2 separate regions of the Homo sapiens genome follow, and region 2 is linked to region 1. Evidence: chromatin contacts called from ENCODE Hi-C or POLR2A ChIA-PET data. All regions are on one chromosome and are shown on one strand. The core of a region is the stretch at or near the end of the contact, and the rest is flanking DNA. Distances in the headings are between cores, read along the strand shown. Region 1 holds the start of DIP2C-AS2 (DIP2C antisense RNA 2). Region 2 overlaps DIP2C (disco interacting protein 2 homolog C).

The links. Hi-C counts contacts between places; a loop is a spot of excess contacts on that map. ChIA-PET counts read pairs that join two places held with the same protein, here RNA polymerase II (POLR2A). Pooled maps may share reads with other maps.
Region 2: a loop to region 1 is called in a map of dorsolateral prefrontal cortex, with 3 times the contacts of the local background. The contact joins the enhancer-like site here to the promoter of DIP2C-AS2 in region 1. A Hi-C loop is called at or near these places in 12 of 168 maps with a recorded cell type or tissue (Right ventricle myocardium inferior, astrocyte of the cerebellum, dorsolateral prefrontal cortex and 7 more) and 8 of 50 pooled maps. POLR2A ChIA-PET finds 5 or more read pairs at or near these places in 3 of 52 experiments (AG04450, HepG2 and activated T-cell).

The regions. Positions count from the first base shown.
Region 1 is chr10:627,180-630,088 of GRCh38, reverse strand. It overlaps DIP2C-AS2 (DIP2C antisense RNA 2), which reads right to left and starts at 1,525. Exons shown (of 2, transcript NR_147612.1): 1 at 1,192-1,525; 2 at 1-230. The region is part of intron 1 of DIP2C (disco interacting protein 2 homolog C); the gene reads left to right. It overlaps LOC124902361, which reads left to right. Exons shown (of 1, transcript XM_047426106.1): 1 at 1-2,909. RefSeq lists an enhancer at 1-950.
Region 2 is chr10:660,195-662,894 of GRCh38, reverse strand. The region is part of intron 1 of DIP2C (disco interacting protein 2 homolog C); the gene reads left to right. It overlaps DIP2C-AS1 (DIP2C antisense RNA 1), which reads right to left. Exons shown (of 4, transcript NR_187391.1): 3 at 777-869; 4 at 1-104. Among named protein-coding and RNA genes, the nearest start is that of DIP2C-AS1, 12 kb to the right of the region's middle. Within about 2 kb of position 1,439, at least 11 of the 41 ENCODE cell types and tissues checked have a DNase peak (open chromatin) inside an H3K27ac peak, as active enhancers do; they include gastrocnemius medialis, heart left ventricle and heart right ventricle, where a contact is called at or near this core.

The DNA.
Region 1 (2,909 bases), core at 276-2,775:
AGTGAGTGTGGAGATGAGTTAATCCGACTTTATTCTTTCACGGATGAGAAAGCGAATTATCTTCAGCAAGGTGGGTGCAGGTGTGGCCCCCGGGGGACACTGTGGGGAATAGGCCGCCCTCGTGGGGAGCCAAGTTCGTCGTCTCCGGGACAGAGCCCAGGACACTTCCACGGCTGGCTGGCCTCTTCCTAGAACCCCACACATTGCAAAGGATGGAGTCCAGATCTATACTGTAAAGAAATGAGGGCAGTTACAGAAAGCACCACATTCTCGGCTGAGTGGCTCTGGGCACCCCAACGTTGGGACACCTCAGCATCATGTATGGCGATCCTCAGGCTGTGCCCAGCAGTGAGGCTGGGCCTGATCAAGGCTGCGGTCTCCACCCTGAGAGCGAGGGCTTCCTTCCCCCAGCGCGGGTTAAAGCAGTGAGGCCGGGCCTGATTGAAGCTGCGGTCTCCACCCTGACAGCTTGAGCTTCCTTCCCCCAGTACGGGTTAAAGCAGTGAGGCTGGGCCTGCTGGAGGCTGTGGTCTCCACTCTGAGAGTGAGGGCTTCCTTCCCCCAGTGTGGGTTAAAGCACCATGTGTCCACCTATGCAGTGGCTGGTCCCAGTGTGCCCTGAGGGGCAGAAACCCTGGGTCCTGCCGCTGGTCTGGGGTATCTACTTCCCATTCCTGCAGTTCCTGGGAGTGTCTGTGTGTCCAGGGGGCTCCGATCCCTGCCTCAGGACCACGGGTGAGGGGTCAAGATCGCCCGCTTTGGAGTTGGCCCGGATCTTGGTTCTGTGTGGCTCTGGAGCAGTTTTGTCCTCAGGAGAGGGATCCTCACAGCCGCCTCTTGGGACCATGAGGAGAATTAATAGGATGACCCCCAGGTAGCTACCGTAGCCCTGTGCAGGGCCAACCGTGTGTCTCCACCGCCAGTTCCTTCCGTCTGTGCTCCCACCAACTGTCACATCACCAGCCTTTATTTTCTTTTTCTTAGACCCAGACAGCGAGTGCCCCACTGGCCTCGGCAGCCCCTTCTCTAACTTGTCCTCAAATCAGTTCCTCACGGACAGCCCTGACCAGCCATTGGCATGACCAAAACCCCACCAAATAGAACCCAACTTTCCTATTAAGCTGTGCAGAGCAGTCCCAGCCCCACTTCCCACAGGCTGACCTCATTCGCCATGGGATCCGTGGTTCTCACCTGGGGCTGGGGGTGCCCCTGGCATCTGGTGGGGAGTGTCAGGGATGCCCTTCCAGGTCCAGGATAGTCCCCCAGCTGGTGGCCGACAGACAGCAGCACACAGCCTGATGTCCCTGTGGCTTCCGGTTCCCCGAGGCCAGCTGTGCTTTGCTGCCTCTTCATCTTCTCAGACGGGTGCCCTCTCTCCACCTTCGCTGGTTAGCAATGTTCATCCATTAGAGCTCAAAGCACTGCCTGCTGGCAGCACAGCCCCTTCTCCTGGCCCTCCGTCCGCCTGTGCCCCACGGTCTGTGCCGTGTCCCCGCCTTCCGCCTGTGCCGCATGGTCTGTGCCATGTCCCCGCAGGCCCATCAGAGCGAGGCTCCCAGGGACAGAGCGTTTCCTGTTTGTGTCTCTGTCCCACCCTCTCTGGACCTGGCATGATGCCCGTTGCCAACAGAGGTCTTGGGTTGATTGTCACCAAAGCAGATAATCTATATGGCTGTAAATGGCTGTAAACATGCTTGATTGGGGTATTTTTTAAGTAATTGGATATGTAAACATTTGAATGTGACACAGGTGGATTTTTGGGCCAATGGTCTCGTTCTTCAGGGAATAACCACAGGCCCATCCACAAGGACCATTTCTGGCTGATTTATGGAACACTGTTCTACCTGGTTAATTTTGGACGTTATCTCAGCCTGAGAGGTAGGTCAGCAATGTGACGAAGAGCACTGGTTTGAATCCTAATCTGCTACTTAGAAGCTGCATATTTTCCTGCCACGTTCTGTGCCTCAGTTTCTTGCTTGGTTAGGTAGGAAAGGTATGAGCTACCTCAGAGTGGTGAGTGAGGCCTGCATCGAGTGTCCGCATTAAAGTGCCGAAAACTGGACCCAGAGTGTTGATATTTAAAGACCTTTAAACATTCCGATGCTGCATTTTAGTACCCCGGTAAAACAGCAAAGTCGTTACAGATGCAGACACAGACCCTGGGTGAGGTGGGGGACTGATGGTGGGAGGTGGGTCACCAACCCCGTAATGAGGGCGTGGTCTGTTCGAGGCTGAATGAAGTGCACGTCTTCACGTGTACCACGGTGGTGCCTCTCGTGAAGTCCTGTAAGCGTCCACGTGGCTGAGCCGTGCGGTCTGTTTGTGACGTCTGGCAGGAGCAGAGCTTTTGGGCGCAGCCTCGCTCTTGCGTGCACGGCCCTCAACGATCTCAAAAGTCTGAGGCTTAAAGCAGGCTTGGGGTTTCCCTTACACCTCCCGGACATCTAATTTGCCTGGCAAACATGTTATTCTTGGGTGTAAAGGTGAAGGAGTGGGTGACTCTGGTGAAAGTGTACTAATTACTGCACTTCTGGGTCAGTGGCGCTCGGTTGAAGACACTGTCTGCCCTGGGTGGACATCTCTGGTGTGGTGAGAACCGGCGGCTGGATGTCGCGAGGTTGCCAAGAAGATGCCCGCTTTTTCCTTTTTCCTCAGTAACAAAACCCTACTTTGTTTAGGGAAGCAGCGAACCCAGCTGAAAATCCAGTTCTCTTGTACGGCAGAGCGGCTGGTGACACAGGTCCAGATGCTGGGATGCTGATGGGGGGTTTTGGAGAGGGAGGTGTCGGGAGGGTTTCCCGACCCACAGCAGCCCTGGGCCCTTGTCCGGCCTTCTTGCCCGGGGCATGACGCCTGGAGGGAAAGCAGCTTCGGGGGCCTGAGGGCCACAAGGCAGAGTCCTGGTGTGT
Region 2 (2,700 bases), core at 190-2,689, 33 kb before region 1:
TTCCACGTGGGGCTAGGCTGCTGCTGAGTGTGGTTCTGCTGGCTGTGGGTGTGGCCTCTTTCCTCAACCACAGCCATCGCAGGCCTGCCACAGTTTTGGTTCTTCTAAAAGAGAATAGGCAACACAAGAGAAATAAGATAAGTTAGATTTGAAACCTTTAAAAATTATTTCCTCAAACATTGTATATATTTTCTGCCCATACCTAATTTGATAACAATTTTAAAAAGATGAAAAAGAAAAAAAAATTCCCCCATATCAAGTCTTTGAAAGGCATCCATCTTAGTTTTTATCCAATCAATTACTCTCTCTTTGGAGTCATATTTTATTGGTTTAAGTAATGTGTAACAAGTACACTGGCATAAACAGATTTAGGAGCAAACACAGCTGCTTCATGATTAGCGTTCAGCTCGCGGGGCCCAGCTGTGGGGGTGCAGCCTGTGCCTGCCTGTGCGCCAATAGGGCTGGTCACCTTGAACATCCAGGAGTGTCTGGGTGAGTGAGGTCTGGGCAAGGCAGCATCCATACACCTGCGTAGTTCTCACTTTGTCCGCGTTATCTGGCAATGCCACAAAATTATCAAGCAAGTGTTCTCCAAGTGCGTATTCACTTAGCGTTTGGAAAGTGCATAGGTACCTCATACAGTACCTTCAGGAGGAGCTAGGAACCCAGGAATGAGAGCAGGTGTGAGGCCTGTACTCTTTGTGTATAGATAAAATATGCATGTGCCTATCTGAGGGCAGAAAGTTAGATTGGGGTCAGAATGTGGAAGTCCTTACCTGTCAGATACTAGGAAGCCACTGAGGGCTTCGGAGAGAATCGTGCCTTTGATGTGCGGTATGCTGTGGAGCCACGGGGGACAGGCCAGGCTCCTGCGGGGCACTCGCCATGGCGAGAGGAGGAGAGAAGGCAGCCAGTGAGCTGAGCGATTCAGTGCCTGGGTCAGGAGGGGAAGAGGGAGTGCAGGAAGGCAGATGAAGCTGTGAGTCTACACCCTGAGGTCGGCGTTGTGCTTTGCTGGAAATCAGGAGGAGAAGCAAGTGTGGACCTGATTCAGAGATACTTAGAGACACCACCGCAAGCTGCGAGTTTGGAAATATGGAAGGAGGCTTGGGGAAAATCCGGACCAGGGTGGATTTGGGAGCCTCCTACATAGAAGTGCAGGTCAAGGAGCCAGAGTGTGAGGTGTGCATGTCGGGAGAGAGGAGGCCAAAGGAAAGCCCACATTTGGAAATGGAGGAAGGGTCGGAAGACCCAGAAAAGGCCCTGCTTAGAGTCCAGAGAAGAGCTGCACGGTGCAGTTCCCTAAAGCCCAGAGCCGAGAGTTTCCAGGACAAAGTCCCAAGTGTTGCTGAAAACCAGGGGGTGGGACTCCAGCTGGAGGCAGCGAGGGGAGCCTGGTGGCCCTGATTCCTGGGAGCAGCCAGAGCCTGGGGGTCACGGCGGAAGCTGGTGAGAAGCGCAGGGAGCAGGTGGAGATGGTCCTTCGAGGCCTGGAGCCTCACACGGGTAGCCAGCCGTGGACCAAGACACAGCTGAGGAGGGGCCTCAACCCAGAGCGTCTCCAGGTGGAGGAGGGAGCCAGGAAGGGCAAAGGTACACGGAAGAAAGGGGGCAGGCATGGAGCCAGGTCCCCAGGGAGGCTGCAGTCTTCTCTCTCTGTTCAGGGACTGGTTGTTGGTTATTCTGAGTTCTCAAAGTCATCCACTCGGTGCGGTCCAGAGAAAGATCCCAGGGGCCTCAAGCCTGGAGCAGGCCTTGTGCTTTTCCCAACACTGTGCGTGTTGACTCAGGGTTACTGTCAATGGCTAATTCTAGTGTGTCTTTTGTTGAAGTCTGCAGAAAAGCCTCAACCAGCACCAGCTTTTGAAGGACTTACAAAACTTGTGTTCTTCTGATTCTGGGATTTTTGCCTGAAATGCCTCGTATATTTTTGGCTAGGTGTTGTTAGCACTTGTGTTACGGCATTTGGAGCTCTGTATTTTTGTGATGTGCTAGCTGTGAGGATGTTTAAAATTAGATTCCTAGAAATCAGGTTATAGGAGCTCTCGGCCACGCTTCATGGGTTATGTTTTGACACCTCATAGTGGATCCCGTTGCGGTGGCTATTCTTAGTATTTGTGGAACACCTGACTCTTGATGCTAGGAGAATGTTATTTGTTTTCTTTGTAAGCCTAAAGTCTAATGACCTTGTAGAGTCTTTATACCCATCTCTTATAAATCAGCTTTAATATGCTTGAAAAAGTCCTCATTGTGCCCTTGAAAAGCAGGTGCACATTTTAAAAGTCATCCTTTTAAAATCCTTTTCTCCAGTCTGTGCCCTTTGTCTGTTTCGTTTCCTTCACTGCAACATCATGAAACAGGGACAAGAGCTAGAATCTGTTTCATACACAGAGCTTGAAACAGGGACAAGGGCTAGAATCTGTTTCATACACAGAGCTTGAAACAGGGACAAGGGCTGGAATCTCCATTTCATACACAGAGCTTGAAACAGGGACAAGGGCTAGAATCTCCGTTTCATACACAGAACTTGAAACAGGGACAAGGGCTAGGATCTCTGTTTCATACACAGAGCTTGAAACAGGGACAAGGGCTAGAATCTCTGTTTCATACACAGAGCTTGAAACAGGGACAAGGGCTAGAATCTCCGTTTCATACACAGAACTTGAAACAGGGACAAGGGCTAGAATCTCTGTTTCATAC